Regions from separate parts of the Homo sapiens genome. Here region 1 is linked to region 2. Evidence: chromatin contacts called from ENCODE Hi-C or POLR2A ChIA-PET data. All regions are on one chromosome and are shown on one strand. Each heading gives the region's core, a stretch centred on a gene start or an enhancer-like site at or near the end of the contact. The rest is flanking DNA. Distances are from core to core; before and after follow the strand shown. Region 1 has its middle 94 kb from the start of SERTAD2. Region 2 holds the start of XPO1 (exportin 1).

Region 1 (7,103 bases), core at 4,056-6,555, 3.2 Mb after region 2:
GTTATTCTGAGTAAACTAGAATTTCATTTTCGCTTAAAAAAGTGAGTAACATCATGAGGTTGTGACAATTCTGCTAATAATCACAGAGACATAAAACTGAATTCAAAGGAATGTATATAATGCTAATTATATACATTGACTTTTAAATTTTAATAATTCCTAACTCATTGTTAGGGACACAGTTTCTTAAAACGCAGCCTTTCCACACAGGCCTTCCCTAGCTTTCCTAAATACAAAATTAGCTGAAATAAATTAAATCCTCCAAGCCACTATATTTTGAAATAATGCATATTTCACTGCATTCAAGGTAAAAAAAAAAAAAAGTTAGTATAAAGAAGGGTCCTTTCCAGGGATTCCATTCTTCTCAAAAAAATAAAAATATAAAATAAAACAAGATGGGTCCTACAGCCAAGTAATCCTTTCGAAATTTAAAAGTAAATAATATGATTAATTTTTCTATTTAAATACACTGCTAATGGAATCTAAGTCTGAACATGTTTTCCTGCAATGCAAATATAAGTTTTATAAACTTTAACTTAATAAAATGTATTAACTCTCAAGATACCTGAAGTTTGTTCTCAAAAATATCAACATCTGTTATAACCCAGGATGTACCAAAATCTCAGTGTTACAACATTTAAAACCCCATTCAGCTAAACCAAAGTTCATTGCTTCTTTAAAAGGTACCATATATATATTTTTGTGAACATACTAGTAAGAAGTCTCTTCACATATAAAATTAAAAGGAAAAATGCCCATTAGGTAAAAAATCTGAAAGGTCACAATTTTTAAATAATGATGAACAAATATTCATTTATAAATGCTAATGTTTACTTTGTATTTGCTTGCATTGTGTCCTTCTCAAATGCTTTTAAAAAGCACTTACAACTGACCCCTACAACTTCCTCTGTGAGTGAGCAGAGGGTAACTGCCTTCACTCATGGAGAGTGGTAAAGGTTAAGTGTAATGCTCAAGGTCACATGCCAATCAGTAGCATCACTCAGTATAGAACTTCATGGACCTTAATTCTGAGTTTATGCCATAAGATAATGCATACGTTATTTTCTTCTCCTTTTGATTACTGACAAAGTGTATAGATAGTTATCCATGTTCCTAATGTTAGAAGACAAGGATAGAAATCGCAAGCCTCAAAGGTTATTTCTACCCTTCCTTGCTCTTCTTTCCAAATAATTGTACACAACAAACATTGTTTAAAAAAAAAACCTGCGGAAATTGTATATGTCTGTAAAACACTAATAAATACCCAAATGTCCTCACAAAAAAAAAAGCTGAAAGAAAGAAAGAGGTGTGACCTATAGAATAAATGGCACGCTAAAATGTGTCAAGTGAAAAATAGACTTTCGATCTTGCAACCAAACACTTAAGCATAGGTTCTAAGTGCTTATAAATTATTATTTTTTAAAGTTTCACTGTAGATTAGCTGCTTTAAATGTATCAAAACAAAAAAGGGCAAGTTTTCTAAATTAATTATTTTAGCCAATGAAAATGTAATATATTCAACTGAACTGGGTAACTGATGATTTGGTTAAACGAAGATTTATATACACAAAATTGCCCACATTGTAATAGATATTTCATATATGTGTTTGAAAAGTTTTAACAATGTGATGGAACACTGTAACAATTCTGAGTAGATTAGTATTCAGATTTTATTACCAAGGATCTCTAATGAAAGATAATTCTGGCTTTTTATAACTTCAGAGGGCTCAGTAATTAGACTGGATTTTATTGACAAGTAAAATAGAATGATTCTATAAATGAGGCAGGCGGTAGGCCCCATGAACTTTGCTTATTTTGAAAAATATATTCCCCAATTGAGTAACCATATTAAGCGTATGGTAAAGTTTAGAGTGTGTTTTATTTACTAATTACATATGCTTCCTTTATGATTCCTGCCACACTATTTAGTGCAGCTATTTCAATAGCTAATTATTTATTAAGACTGCTCAAGAGAAAGTTTCACTCTTGAATGGAAAGAGAATAAGGATGTGGTCCCTAAGGAAATGATGCCATTTTAAATTTCACAGGATTAGGCTGATACATTATTATTATTAATCTGTAACAGATAATAACATCATATCATCATTTTTGGGACATTCCAAATCTAATTCATATAATTCATATTAATTATTAACAACATCCAACTTAATGACAGAAAGTGTGGGAGTCAGATTTTATGATTAAAAACTGGACATGTCAGGTATCAAAGAAGGATATGACAGGCATACTTTTCAGACTATTTTCTGTTTAACCTTGAAAATAAAAAATAGTTCCATAATGAAGAGTAAATTATACTGTAATTCCTCTCATTTATTCTCTATTTGCAAAAATTGAGAAAGTGAAAATTCAATTCAATAATACAAATAATAGTATTACTTATATTTGTATAAGTATCACTTATAATGTCACTCAACTACTATAAACATGAGAGTAGCATTATTTAATTAATTTCACATGCATTAATTAAGCTTCTTTAAATAAAAGGTACTGGGCACTGGAGATTAAATTATAAATGAAATACTATTCTTACCCTCAAAGAGCTTTGTTTAACAGGAGGGAAAACCACAGATAACAGCAAATGTGTGATATGTATTACACTTTAATAGAGGTATGTACATTCTATTATGCAAGTTTAAATGAAAGGGGATCAACTCAATTCATTCAATAGCTAAATTTCTTTTTTTTTTTTTTGAAACAGGGTCTTACCAAGCACAGTGGCTCATGCCTGTAATCCCAGCACTTTGGGAGGCCAAGAGGGGTGGATCACTTGAGGTCAGGAGTTCAAGACCAGCCTGGCCAACATGGTGAAACTGTGTCTCTACTAAAAATACAAAAATTAGCCGGGCGTGGTGCCGCACACCTGTAATCCCAGCTACTCAGGAGGCTGAGGCAGAAGAATTGCTTGAATCTGGAAGGCAGAGGTTGCAATGAGCCAAGTCTGCACCACTGCACTCCAGCCTGGGCGACAGAAAGAGACTCTGTCTCCAAAAAAAAAAAAAAAAGAAAAAAAGAAAAAGAAAAAGAAAAAAAAACAGGGTCTCTGTTGCCCAAGCTGGAGTGCATGCAGTGGCGTAATCACAGCTCACTGCAGCCTCCACCTCCAGGGCTCAGTAGCTGGGACTACAATCATGTGCCACCACATTCAGCTGATTTTTGTATTTTTTGTAGAGACGGGGTTTTGCTGTGTTGCCCAGGCTGGTCTCAAAGTCCTGGGCTCAAAGTCCACCTCAGCCTCCCTAAGTGCTGGGATTACAGGCATGAGCCACTGTGCCTGGTCCAGTAGCTCTATTTCTTAAAGAGTCATACAAACTCTAGATTAAAAGTATAAATCTCATAAAACATTAGGCATATTGATAAAAATTTTGATTATTTTATTGATAACAATAAATTTATCTTTACAAAAAATTGTCTAAAAAACATATTCATATTTCAAGATATGCAAAGCACATAAGAGTTAAACTTGCAAAGATGCACCAAAGACTACTCAAGATCTTTGCATATATTAACTCATTCTGTGCGATCACAATAACCCTATGAAGTAGGTGCTATTATTTCCATTTTACAGATGAGGAAACTGAGGCTAACTTGGCCAAGGTCACAAAGATAATGAGGAAAAGCTGGGGTTTAAACTTACGGAATCTGGTTCTGGAAGCCCCACTTTTTTTTTTTTTTTTTTTTAATTATTTTGTAGAGACCGGATCTCACCATCTTGACCAGGTTGGTCTCAAATTCCTGAGCTCAAGCCATCCTCCCACCTCAGCCTCCCAAAGTGCTAGGATTACAGGCATGAACCAGCGTGAGGTCCTACTCTTAACCACTACACTAGACACCTCTCTAAGACTGCTGGTGATGATGGGGTAGCTAACCTGGAGTGCTCTGTGACATGTACTCTCATGCAACCTTACAACAACCCCTTGAGAAGTCATTCTTTCCATCTACAGGACAAAACCCACAAAAGCCAGGTTAGAAACGTCCCCCAAGGTCACACAGCCAGTGAGGGATGGTGGTAAGATTCAAACTCTGGCAGCATGGCTCCCTTGTGCTATGAGGTCTTTCAATAATTCAGTCTTACACTCATAAAAAAGGTCACATGATAAAATTTACTAAACAATTCAAAAAGGTTTTGTGTAAGTCTTCCTGAAACACTCTGGAAGGTTTTGGGGCTTATGACAAGCATTTCTTTAAGACAGCATTTACATTTAAGTCACTTTTCATCTTTACTACTTTGGGCTGATCATAAACACATTTCTGCTCTTTAAAAAGAAATATTTCTGTAGCAACTTGGCAGATTTCGGTACAGGAACAGTCTATTCTTTAAAATTAAATTTAGTAACAACTTATTCTGGTTACTCTGAAAGAGAAGGAGAGAATGAACTATTAAGAGGCCTTTCCTGTACTTTAATGTTTCAAAACATGTTTGGTTTGGCCTCATTTGAATCTTGTGGACAACTAGCCCAGAACTTGACTCAAAAAGAGTAATACCATTTTAAAACAGCTGAATTCTAAAAAGCAACCTCAGAAGCCAACTCTGAGCAACTATTTCTCATAATTTTTACTTTTATTTCAAACAAAATATGAAAGATGCATATGGCAACATCCTCATAAAGCATATATAGACAGGTATTTGTACTTCTGAGCTATGGACAACCAAGAAACCAAATCAAAATTTTACAAAATTCTGTAGTATGACATTGCTGAACAAGCAATGAAGTACACAAAAGATGGATATCAAAAGAGAAATAATCCATATTTCTCTCATATCCTTAACATGCTCCATTGTGTCCAGTGACTGAGAAATTTAAAACTCTGTGTTGTAATGCCTCCCTGTAACAGAGGTGAGCTAAAGATGAAGTGTCAAGCTGGATTTCCATCTTACCTTGCTTTCCCCCAACAGGTTCAAAGACTTCATAACCTTTGATACGGACTTGATATTTTTTCAATAGGGAACCCATAAAACTATTTTCAAATAAAAACACTAAGCAATGCCACTAGACAATCTGTCTTTCTCTGCTTTATCGCTGCCCTATCGCCACGCATTAAAATTAAAAATACCTTTCTGCCTTGCCTTTATTGAATAAAAGTTTAACTTTGAATTAGAAGAAAACGTACCCATCGTCCCTTTTACACTTTTTGCAGGTGATAGAATCTATCAGATCACATTGGTGGCTATCACTGCTCTCTAAGCATCCTAAAGACAGAAAGCATGCCATTACCAAATGTTTTATAAGCGTTATAATGCCCCGATGGTGGAAGTCTGGCAATACCTAGATATACAGCAAGGCTGGTGAATAAGGAGCTGAGGGGCGGAGGAAGCGGGAGCGAGGGAGGGAGGAAAGGAGGGAGTCGCCACCTTAAATCCACGCCGGACCGGGAACCTGCAGCCCACAACCTGATCCCTGCCCTCCCCAACAGTGGACCGGCCACCACATTTTTTCAGATCCTCCTCACCCAACCCAGCACAGCACTCACCCTTCTGCGAAGAAGTCGGCACCCAGTCCAGCTCCGAGACGGGTCGGGGTGGCAGCGAGGGAGGGGGCGTCTGGGCTGTGGGCGGGGGGTGTCTGTGCGTCACTCGAGTACAGGACGGTGAGTTCGAGGGGTGGGAGCGCAGAGGAGCGGGGAAATCAAGTCACGGCCGAAAAGGGAGAAGGAGAAACGGAGGGGTGGGGTGATGGAGCGCCCCCTCCCTAAAATAAACCCACCGGCCCCTACGATCTCTGCCCCAGAGAGGGAAAATAAAATCAGGGGAAATAATAGACCAACCAATAAATCTCTAAAACGACGAGGAGCGAGGAACAGACTTTAATTTAAAGGGGGGAAAATTGAGCGAGGGCTGGAGGGGAGACAGAGGGAAGCGGCTCTGGGTCTATCCCATGCCTTTGCAGTCCCCAGGCAGAGGAGGAGGCTGGCTGAGGGGAAGTTGCAGCGGCTCCCGAGGAGGAGGAGGAGAAGGAGGAGGAGGATGTTACACCGTAACAAGTACAGACAGACAGCCATGGATCAGAGGGGCGCTGCAAGCAGGAGCAGGGGCGGCCGCGGCGGGGCGAGCGGCGGCGGGCGGCAGCACCGCCTGCTCGGCTCGCTCAAGACATTTAATTGGATTGATGGGTTGTGCAGTGACTCACAGACTTTACAGAGTCGTACAGCAATCCCCGCCCAGCTGGACAGGGGTGATGCGGCGGGGACGGGCGGGGTAAGGGGGCCGAGAAAGAGGTGAGCTAGGAGGCGGCGACGAGAGGGTGAGGAGCTGAGGGGGCGGAGCGGAGCGGAGCTACCCAATGGTGAGGCCCATCGTTCCGACGGGCGTGGGCCTCGACCTATGGCGGCGCGGCTCGTTAAGCGGCTGGCTGCACCCCTGGCCCAATGAGTCTTCTAAGGACACTGCCGCGAGCGGGGCGGGGGCAGTGGAGTGGGGGGTGGGGAGAGGTGGGTGGACGTTCAAGTGTGGGGTGGAGGGAAGGAGGAGGCGCCGGAGACCCGCGGAGTCACTCGGCCCTCCTCGCTCCAGAAGTGCGCCTTCTGCCAATCCGAGCGCCTCGCGGGAGTGATGGACGCGAGCGTGTGGCCAATGGGGAGGAGAGGGCTTCCGCAGCCGGCCAGAGGGGAAGGAGCGGGCGGGCCCGGCCTCCTCCTCTCCACCAGCTCCTCTCCGGGCCAGCCCTCCCCTCCCGCGCGGCTCGGGTCAGTCACGCAAATAACAGTGTGAGGGCCGGGGCTGCGCGGGGGGGCGGCGGCCCGCTGCTGGCTGCGTGACAGCGATGGGGACTGGCTGTGCTGCCTACTCTGATCCGGCAGGAGGAGGCGGCGGCGGAGGCTGGCTCCTAACTCTGCGTGCAGGCGGCGGCTGCTGCTCAGACTCTGCCTGGCGCTGCCGGGGAGCCCCTACGGCCAAACCCCACTCCCGGGGGACAGCCAGATTTGGAGTGAATCAGATCACGCAGTGCCCACTCTTGGAGACCGCTCCGGGGGAAGTCCGGCGGGGCTGTGTGCTGGGATCTGAGGAGGCTGGAAGCCGTAGGCGGGAGGCTTGGCCGTGACATTTGCCCCTTGCTTGCTTGCCTGTTTTCTGGGAAAGTCAGGGT
Region 2 (7,512 bases), core at 1,339-3,838:
TTAAACAGCAGAATACTTGTTACACACCACAAAAAAACCTTAAGATCTAAATACTGAGAGGAAATATATATTCCACAAATGAATGTGTAAACTCTCCTCCACCTTCAAGTACCATAAAATTTAAAAGATCAGAACAATCTTAATTATTTGAGGCTTAAAAGCAATGTCCACAAAGCACCAAGATCCATGTATCAAAAGTTTTCAAATATTTCGGTTAAATATTGAACAAACTTTTCACCTATTTACTACCATAGTTGAATGCTAAAACAAAAAAGGATTAAGAAAATGACTCTTACAAGTTTCATTTTCAAATACACTGTTCTTATAAAATTCTCCGAACTAGACTGATGTGAAAAACGAGATTTAGAATAGAAGGATTTAAATACAGTAGTTTGCCATCCTTAGAACTAGCGGCTATCTTCGAAATCACCTACCTATTCCTGAACTGTACATAGTACAGAAATGGCGGCTTTGTGGTCAATGCCAAGCACATTTAGTCCCCCAAATCAAACCGCTTCCAAAACATTCTTTCCACTAACAGCAGTGTCCCACACTTAAGATATACAATCAGACAGCAAACAAGCCATAGTGCGAGAGGTGTAACCACGAACGCTCATTCCCATTGGGCTCTTCAATCCTAAAATCCACTCACTGGATAACATACACTAGGGATTATCCAGCTTAATGGATAATGTGACTCTACAAGTGACACCCAATGCCAATTCCTAAACAAAACCCAGAAAATCATAACCGTTGCTTAATAACTTCACACTAGGTGAAAAACAAGTCGCTACAAGGCGAAAGACTGCTCCTTAGGTTGTGTGGGCAATCGCCCGCTTCATTCAGGAAAAACACACCTCATTAGGGCCCGCCCTCCCCTCGCTTCCCACCCGAACCGATTTGCAGCCCTTCTAACTATAGCACACAGGAGCACGCACTCACCCCGCCCTTACTCGGAGGAGGCATTTAGACCAGGCGCCTTAAGTTCACCGCCCCTTTCTCTATGCAGCATGGCCTCGGCGTGATCAGAGGAGGTCCGGGCTGAGCCAGTACTGAATGCTTCCTCTACTACACCACTTCCTCCCACCCAACCCAAACTCACAGACATCGGAATGAAGGAGAATCAGGGCATCCTCCACTGTACAAGGCCAACAGTAAATGGTTTAACCAACTTATCACATTCAAACCCCTGAAAAGGAACTACAAGACGGAATCCCATGTGCAGGCCCCTGAAAAACTGATCTTTCCTACTTCACATGCCACTCTGCAAAACCGGAGAGCTTTCGAGTTTCCTTGCTGGAGGAACAGGGAGTCGGCAGCCCCTCCCTCCCCCATCCCAAGCTCTCCACCGAGGGGGCCACGTGATGCAGGCGGACGTTTCAATGCTGCTGCACTAAATATTTCTGGAAACTTCCACTCCTAATAATTTACAGAGATGTTCCTGAAATCACCCCAACTTCTCCCCAGCCCCAGGGGCTGGGGAACCCCTCCCACCCCGCGCGGGGCCCCGCTTCACTATCACACTCCTCGCCTTCCTCCACCGCCACCCGCACACGCGAATGACCCAGCAAGCGCTCCCCTCCCGAGGCCGCCTCCCCGCCTCCATCCCCCAGCGGCAAAAGCGGCTCCATTCAATCGCAGGCTCCGCTGTGGGCCCGCCGCGCCCCCGGCCCGCCCGCCGCCTCCCGGGCTCGCTTCCCGCGGCCGCCGCCGCCGCGCCCCACGCCGGCCTCCTCCCGCCCGCCCGGCCGCGCCGCCGCCCGACCCTCGGCCCCGAAGACACAGTCGACTTACCCAGAGATTGAACCAACTGCTCCTTCCTTCCTCGTTGGGGGATTAGGGCGAGGGAAGGTGGGGAGGGGGGAGAGGGGACGAATCAAGGTGGGTTTCAGTTTTCCCACCTCAAAAAAGGAAATTAAAAAAACGGACAGGAAAAGGGCAAAAAGAGCTCAATAATATTTACTATTTCAGGGACGCTTCCCCCAACACACACACACACACACACACACACACACACCCGCCCCCCCCCAAAAGGGGAATTAATCTGGGGAATAAATGCTCCCGCCCGGCTGGGGAGTGAGGGAAGGGGGAGGGAACGGGGTCAAGTCCCAAAGATTCAGCCCCAGGGGGACCCTCCAGCCACAGGCAGCAGCAGAAGCGGCAGGAGTAGGGGGTGTAGAGTCCACACGGCCGGGGAGACGCTCTGCTGCCAGTTGCAGTCCGACTCCCCCCTACCAAAACACGGCTCCCTCTCTCACGCGGCTCCGGCGCTGGCCCCCCCCCCCCCAAGGCTCGCCTAAACTTTCCCCCCTTCTCTTGTTCCTCAGCGACTGGTGGTTCCCCCCTCCCCCTCTGGGTGGTTGCACGGACTGCAGCAGCAAAGACTGGAACAGGCACCGCCGCCGGGGCTGTAGCTACTGTTGCTCTTGCTGATGCTGTAGCTCCCGCTGCTCCTGCCGCGGCCGCTGCAGCCGCTTCTCCCCCTCCTCCTAGTGCCTCAAACTCGGAACCGGTTGAAACCGGTTCAGACTGGGAGATTCCATCTCGGTTGAGTTTTCAGCCCATGGCGCCGCGGAGCGTTTGGAACCTGGGCCTCCGCCCCCAGCCCGCCCTCCTATTGGTCAGTTCCAGCTACAGCCGCGCCATGAGCCTATCTCTCATTGGCCCGAGCGCCAGTCAATCCCGCCTCACGGCTCCACACGAGCCCGCCGCTTCGGCCCCTACCTCTTTTCAGCAGCGATTTGCCCGCAGAGTGGGGGAGGGGAAGTGGGGAGGGTCGAAAGGCAAGAGGAGAGGGGTGGAGGAGGAGGAGGTGGGACGAAGAGCAGGGATGAGTAGAAAAGAGAGCGAAGGAAAGCCGCGTGGAGGATTCGTTCGAACGAGCTGTCAATCAAGAGCAGCCCGCCCTCGAGCTCTCGACTTCCCTTCCCCCTGCGGCCCTCTCCCTCCCGGTGCCTAGTTCGCAGGCCCGGCCTTTCTCGCCCGCTCATTGGCTGGGCCTCTTCGGTGACGGAGAGGGTGGGGCGCAGCTCGTGAGCTGGTGGCGGCGCGAGTTTGATCGGGGCGCGCGGCAGCGTTCTCTTTGCTTCCCCCGGACTCGGCCGGCCCGCCCCCACCGGCTCCCGCCAACCTGCGGGGGCCTGAGCCCGCGGGAATCAGGATCCGCCCTTCGGATGGGGGCTGCGTTCGGAAAAGGGAGGGCACACCCAGTTTTGAACTCTGGAAGGGGTGGAGAAAAGAGGGAAAAAGAACGCTTCCGAGGCCAATTTTAGGCCCCAGACCTCTCTAATCCATTTTAGAGGCCTGGTTTTGGGGCCAGGTAGCTGAGAGAGGGGTTGGGGTGAGGCGCAGGGCGTGCATTCTTGGCGCCTCGTGATCTTCTCAGGGTGTCGGAAAAGATATCGAAATACTTCTTGGGAAAGTCTCCTTAAAATTTCAACTCTGTCTCTCCAGGCTGGAATTTGGCTGCTTCAACAAGCAACCTTTCCTGAAAACCAAAACATTGTAATCCCAAGTGATTGGTTTGACAGCGCATGTTTTGGCTGGCTGAGCTTGCATGCCAACTGCGTCCCACCTGGTGCCCTTGATCTGCAACACTCAGATTTTCCTTTTACCCTAGCTGCACTTCACGTACTAAATCATCATCAAATAGTATTTTCTGTGAAAGTCACATGCACGTTGCCTTTCACGTGGTTGCCTCTCGTTTGTTCCCAAGCGTCCTCCAAATCAGCTTTACAGATTGTTCTTTGCTTAAGAGCAAATAGCCCACCAAAATTTACTAGGCCCTTTGTGCCACCAAGAGGTAGATAAATGATTTATTGAATTAATAACAATTTTCTTTAGCAAATGTTCATCCACGATGGACTATGGCTAACCTCAAAGCACCACTTATTCTAACTCCCCCTCCAATAAAGAAAAACGCAACAACTCAATGTTTAGATGTACCAGAATTATTTTGGATGATTTTCAGACCTAAGTTTTTATTCATTACATAAATGAATAATATCAAGCCATTTTATATACATATATAATACATATATAATGTACTATGTATGATATATGATGTGCAGTGGGCCCTCTGTATCCTGGGTTCCCCATCCTCAGTTTCAACCAGCCCTGGGTGGAAAACATTAAAAAACAACAACAACAATAAAAATAATACAAAATAAAACGCAATGCAGTATATTTACATAGCATTTACATTGTATAAGGCATTATAAGCAATGTAGAGATGATTTAAAGTTTACATCGTATAAGGTATTATAAGCAATCTAGAGATGAAAGTAACGGGAAGTTTACAAATACAGTATATGCAAATACAGTAAATCCTCACTTAACATGGTCATGGAGAGGATCTTGGAAACTGCGACTTTAAACACAAGGATAGGCCAGGCATGGTGGTTCATGCCTTTAATCCCAGCACTTTGGGAGGCCGAGGCAGGCAGATCACTTGAGGTCAGGAGTTCGAGACCAGCCTGGCCACATGGTGAAACCCCTCTCTACTGAAGATACAAAAATTAACCTGGCGTGGTGGTGGGCACTTGTAATCCCAGCTACTCGGGAGGCTAAGCGGGGAGAATGGCTGGAACCCGGGAGGCAGAGGCTGCAGTGAGCGGAGATCACGCTACTGCAGTCCAGCCTGGGCAACAGAACGGGACTCGTTCTCAAAACAAACAAACAACAATAAAAAAAACCTACAAGGACATATAACAAAATCAATTTTACCATAGGCCTGTAATCCCAGCATTTTGGGAGGCAAAGGTGGGAGGATCACTTGAGCCCAGAAGTTCAAGACCAGCCTGGGCAACATGGCAAAACCTGGTCTCTACCAAAAATACAATAATTAGCTGGGCATGGTGGCATGCGCCTGTAGTCCCAACTACTCGGGAGGCTGAGGTGAAAGGATCACTTGAGCCTGAGAGGTTGAGGCTGCATGAGCTGTGATGATGCCATCATGCAGACTGTACACTCCAGCCTGGGTGACAGAGTGAGACACTGTCTCAAAAAAAATTACCAATCTAACTCTGACAAAAGTGTGATTGTGTATGATGCTAAAACAGGGTGAGAGAGAAAGGATCTTTTTTTTTTTTTTTTTTTGGAAAAAGTATCTCACTGTGTCTCTCCCAGGCTGAAAGGATCCTCCCTGACTCAGCCATCTGAGCAGCTGGAACTGTAGATGCATGCCACCATGCCTAGCTAGTTTTTTGTAAATAAATATATATATATATAATATATATTATACATTATAAATATATACATATATGTAATACATATATATGTAAATATATACATATAAATGTAAATATATGTGTGTGTGTATATATATATATATATATATATATTTTTTTTTTTTTTTTGTAGAAAGGGGTTTTGCCATGTTACCCAGGCTGATCTCAAACTCCTGTAGGCGAGTGATCCTCCTGCCTCAGCCTCCCAAAGTGCTGGGATTATAGGCCTGAGCCACCTTGCCCAGTCAGGATACTCATTTCAAGAAAAAATTGACCTGGGAAGATAAAGTATGGGTTGCACCCCTATTTCCATCAAGCTCAATTTAGTGTGGAGAATATTTATGGAAAATTATGAGTATTCTGTCTGTGATGTTAAGACCCCAGTGAATAATCTACGTAGAGTCTGTGAAGCCTCAAATCAATCAGGAGCAGAATCAGCAGTTGCCTGCAGGTGAGTTGCTACCTTTTGAGAACATAGTGAAAAAGTAGGTGACAAGGCTGCTAAATCTAGGAGTTACAGTTTGATAGTCTGAGAAATCTGTACAGTTCTTCTATGAGGTGACATTGAACAATGGGTCCCAAGAATCTCTTACTCATGGAGAAATGAGAGAAGTGTATCACTTAACTTGGACCATTCTCAGACAGGACAGAGGAAGCTATAGCTGTTTTGGTTGAAGTACTTCTAGGCCAAAAATAAAAATAATGAGATAGGGTTATAGGTCTGCTGTAACAGTCAGTTTAGGCTGCTGTAACAAAGTACCATAGTCTGGGTGGCTTAAACAACATTTATTTCTCACAGTACTGGAGGCTGGAAGTCTGAGGCCAGGGCGTCAGCATGGTTTAGGTTCTGGCAAAGGCCCTCTTCGGGTTGCAGACCGGTGACTTCTTCCTGTACTCTCTTGTGAAGGGGGAAAAAAGGCTAGAGAGCTTTCTGGGGTGTCTTTTATAAGAACGCTAATTTCATTCATGAGGACCCTACCCTCGTTATCTACTGACTCCCAAAGGCCTTATCTCCTCATACCATCACATTAGGGTTTAGGATTTCAACATACTGATTTTCAGGGGACACAAATATTCTGTCCGTTGCAATATATAAGAAGCAAAATAGAGTAGGGAAACTAAAGTTGGTATCTGTGGATTGAAAAGATATGCCATTTCTTTCTTGCACAAAAACATCTCATTATGGGCCAGGCATGGTGGTGGCTGATGCCTGTAATCCCAGCCTTTGGGAGGTCAAAGCAGGTGGATCACAAGGTCAGGAGATCGAGACCATCTGGGCCAACATGGTGAAACCCCATCTCTACTAAAAATACAAAAATTAGCTGGGCGTGATGGTACATGCCTGTAATCCCAGCTACTCGGGACGCTGAGGCAGGAGAATCGCTTGAACCAGGGAGTCAGAGGATGCAGTGAGCCGAGATCATGCCACTGCACTCCAGCCTGGTGACAGAGTGAGACTCCATCTCAAAATAAATAAATAAATAAAAATAAAATGAGCTGGGCGAGGTGGCTCATGCCTGTAATCCTAGCACTTTGGGAGGCTGAGGCGGGCAGATTACTTGAGGTCAGGAGTTTGAGACCAGCCTGGCCAACATGGCGAAATCCCATCTCTACAAAAATACAAAAAATTAGCCAGACGTGGTAGTGCACGCCTGGAATACCAGTGCTTTGGGAGACTACTGTGGGAGAATCACTTGAGGCCAGGAGTTCAAGACCAGCCTGGGCAACATAAATGAGAGTTTGGCTCTACAAAACTAAAAAAATTAACCCAGGCATGATGACACATATCTGTGTCTTAGCTACTCAAGAGGCTTAGGCAGGAGGATCCCGTGAGCCCAGGATTCAGGCTACAATGAGCTGTGATCAAGCCACTGCACTCCAGCCTGGGCAGCAGAGCAAGACTGTCTTTAAAAAAAAGAAAAATTATATATGGAGTCATGGAAAAATGTGAAAAATAAACGAAAATTTAAAAAAAAAGAAAAATCAGAAAAAAAACCAAAAAACCTATTTTATCAGGTGCTCTGACTAGAAAAAAATGAAGAACCTAGCAAAGTCAGTGAATCTATTTCAGTAGTTCTCAAACTGAGGGCACTTCCCCAACAAGACATTTAGCAATTAAGTGTTGGCTATCAAAACAACACTGTCAGCTAATGTCAGAATCAGAGCACATTACAGGTAAATCAGAAGGTGAAGTATATCAGAAGTATGATAATGGAAACACTTTTGGTTGTTGCAACTGGTTGGGGAGGGGGTGCCATAGACATCTAGTGGCAGAGGCCAGGAG

What was found. Hi-C counts contacts between places; a loop is a spot of excess contacts on that map. ChIA-PET counts read pairs that join two places held with the same protein, here RNA polymerase II (POLR2A). Pooled maps may share reads with other maps.
Region 1: a map of ascending aorta shows a loop between it and region 2 (13-fold over the local background). The contact joins the enhancer-like site here to the promoter of XPO1 in region 2. A Hi-C loop is called at or near these places in 1 of 168 maps with a recorded cell type or tissue (ascending aorta) and 13 of 50 pooled maps. POLR2A ChIA-PET finds 5 or more read pairs at or near these places in 2 of 52 experiments (CD8-positive, alpha-beta T cell and activated B cell).

What each region holds. Positions count from the first base shown.
Region 1 is chr2:64,744,791-64,751,893 of GRCh38, forward strand. No RefSeq gene overlaps it. Among named protein-coding and RNA genes, the nearest start is that of SERTAD2, 94 kb to the left of the region's middle. RefSeq lists silencers at 911-990, 5,532-5,601, 5,933-6,932. Within about 2 kb of position 5,306, at least 36 of the 41 ENCODE cell types and tissues checked have a DNase peak (open chromatin) inside an H3K27ac peak, as active enhancers do; they include CD8-positive, alpha-beta T cell and ascending aorta, where a contact is called at or near this core.
Region 2 is chr2:61,535,768-61,543,279 of GRCh38, forward strand. It overlaps XPO1 (exportin 1), which reads right to left and starts at 2,589. Exons shown (of 25, transcript NM_003400.4): 1 at 1,795-2,589. RefSeq lists enhancers at 380-439, 1,160-1,219, 2,314-2,573, 3,142-3,931 and a silencer at 3,064-3,203.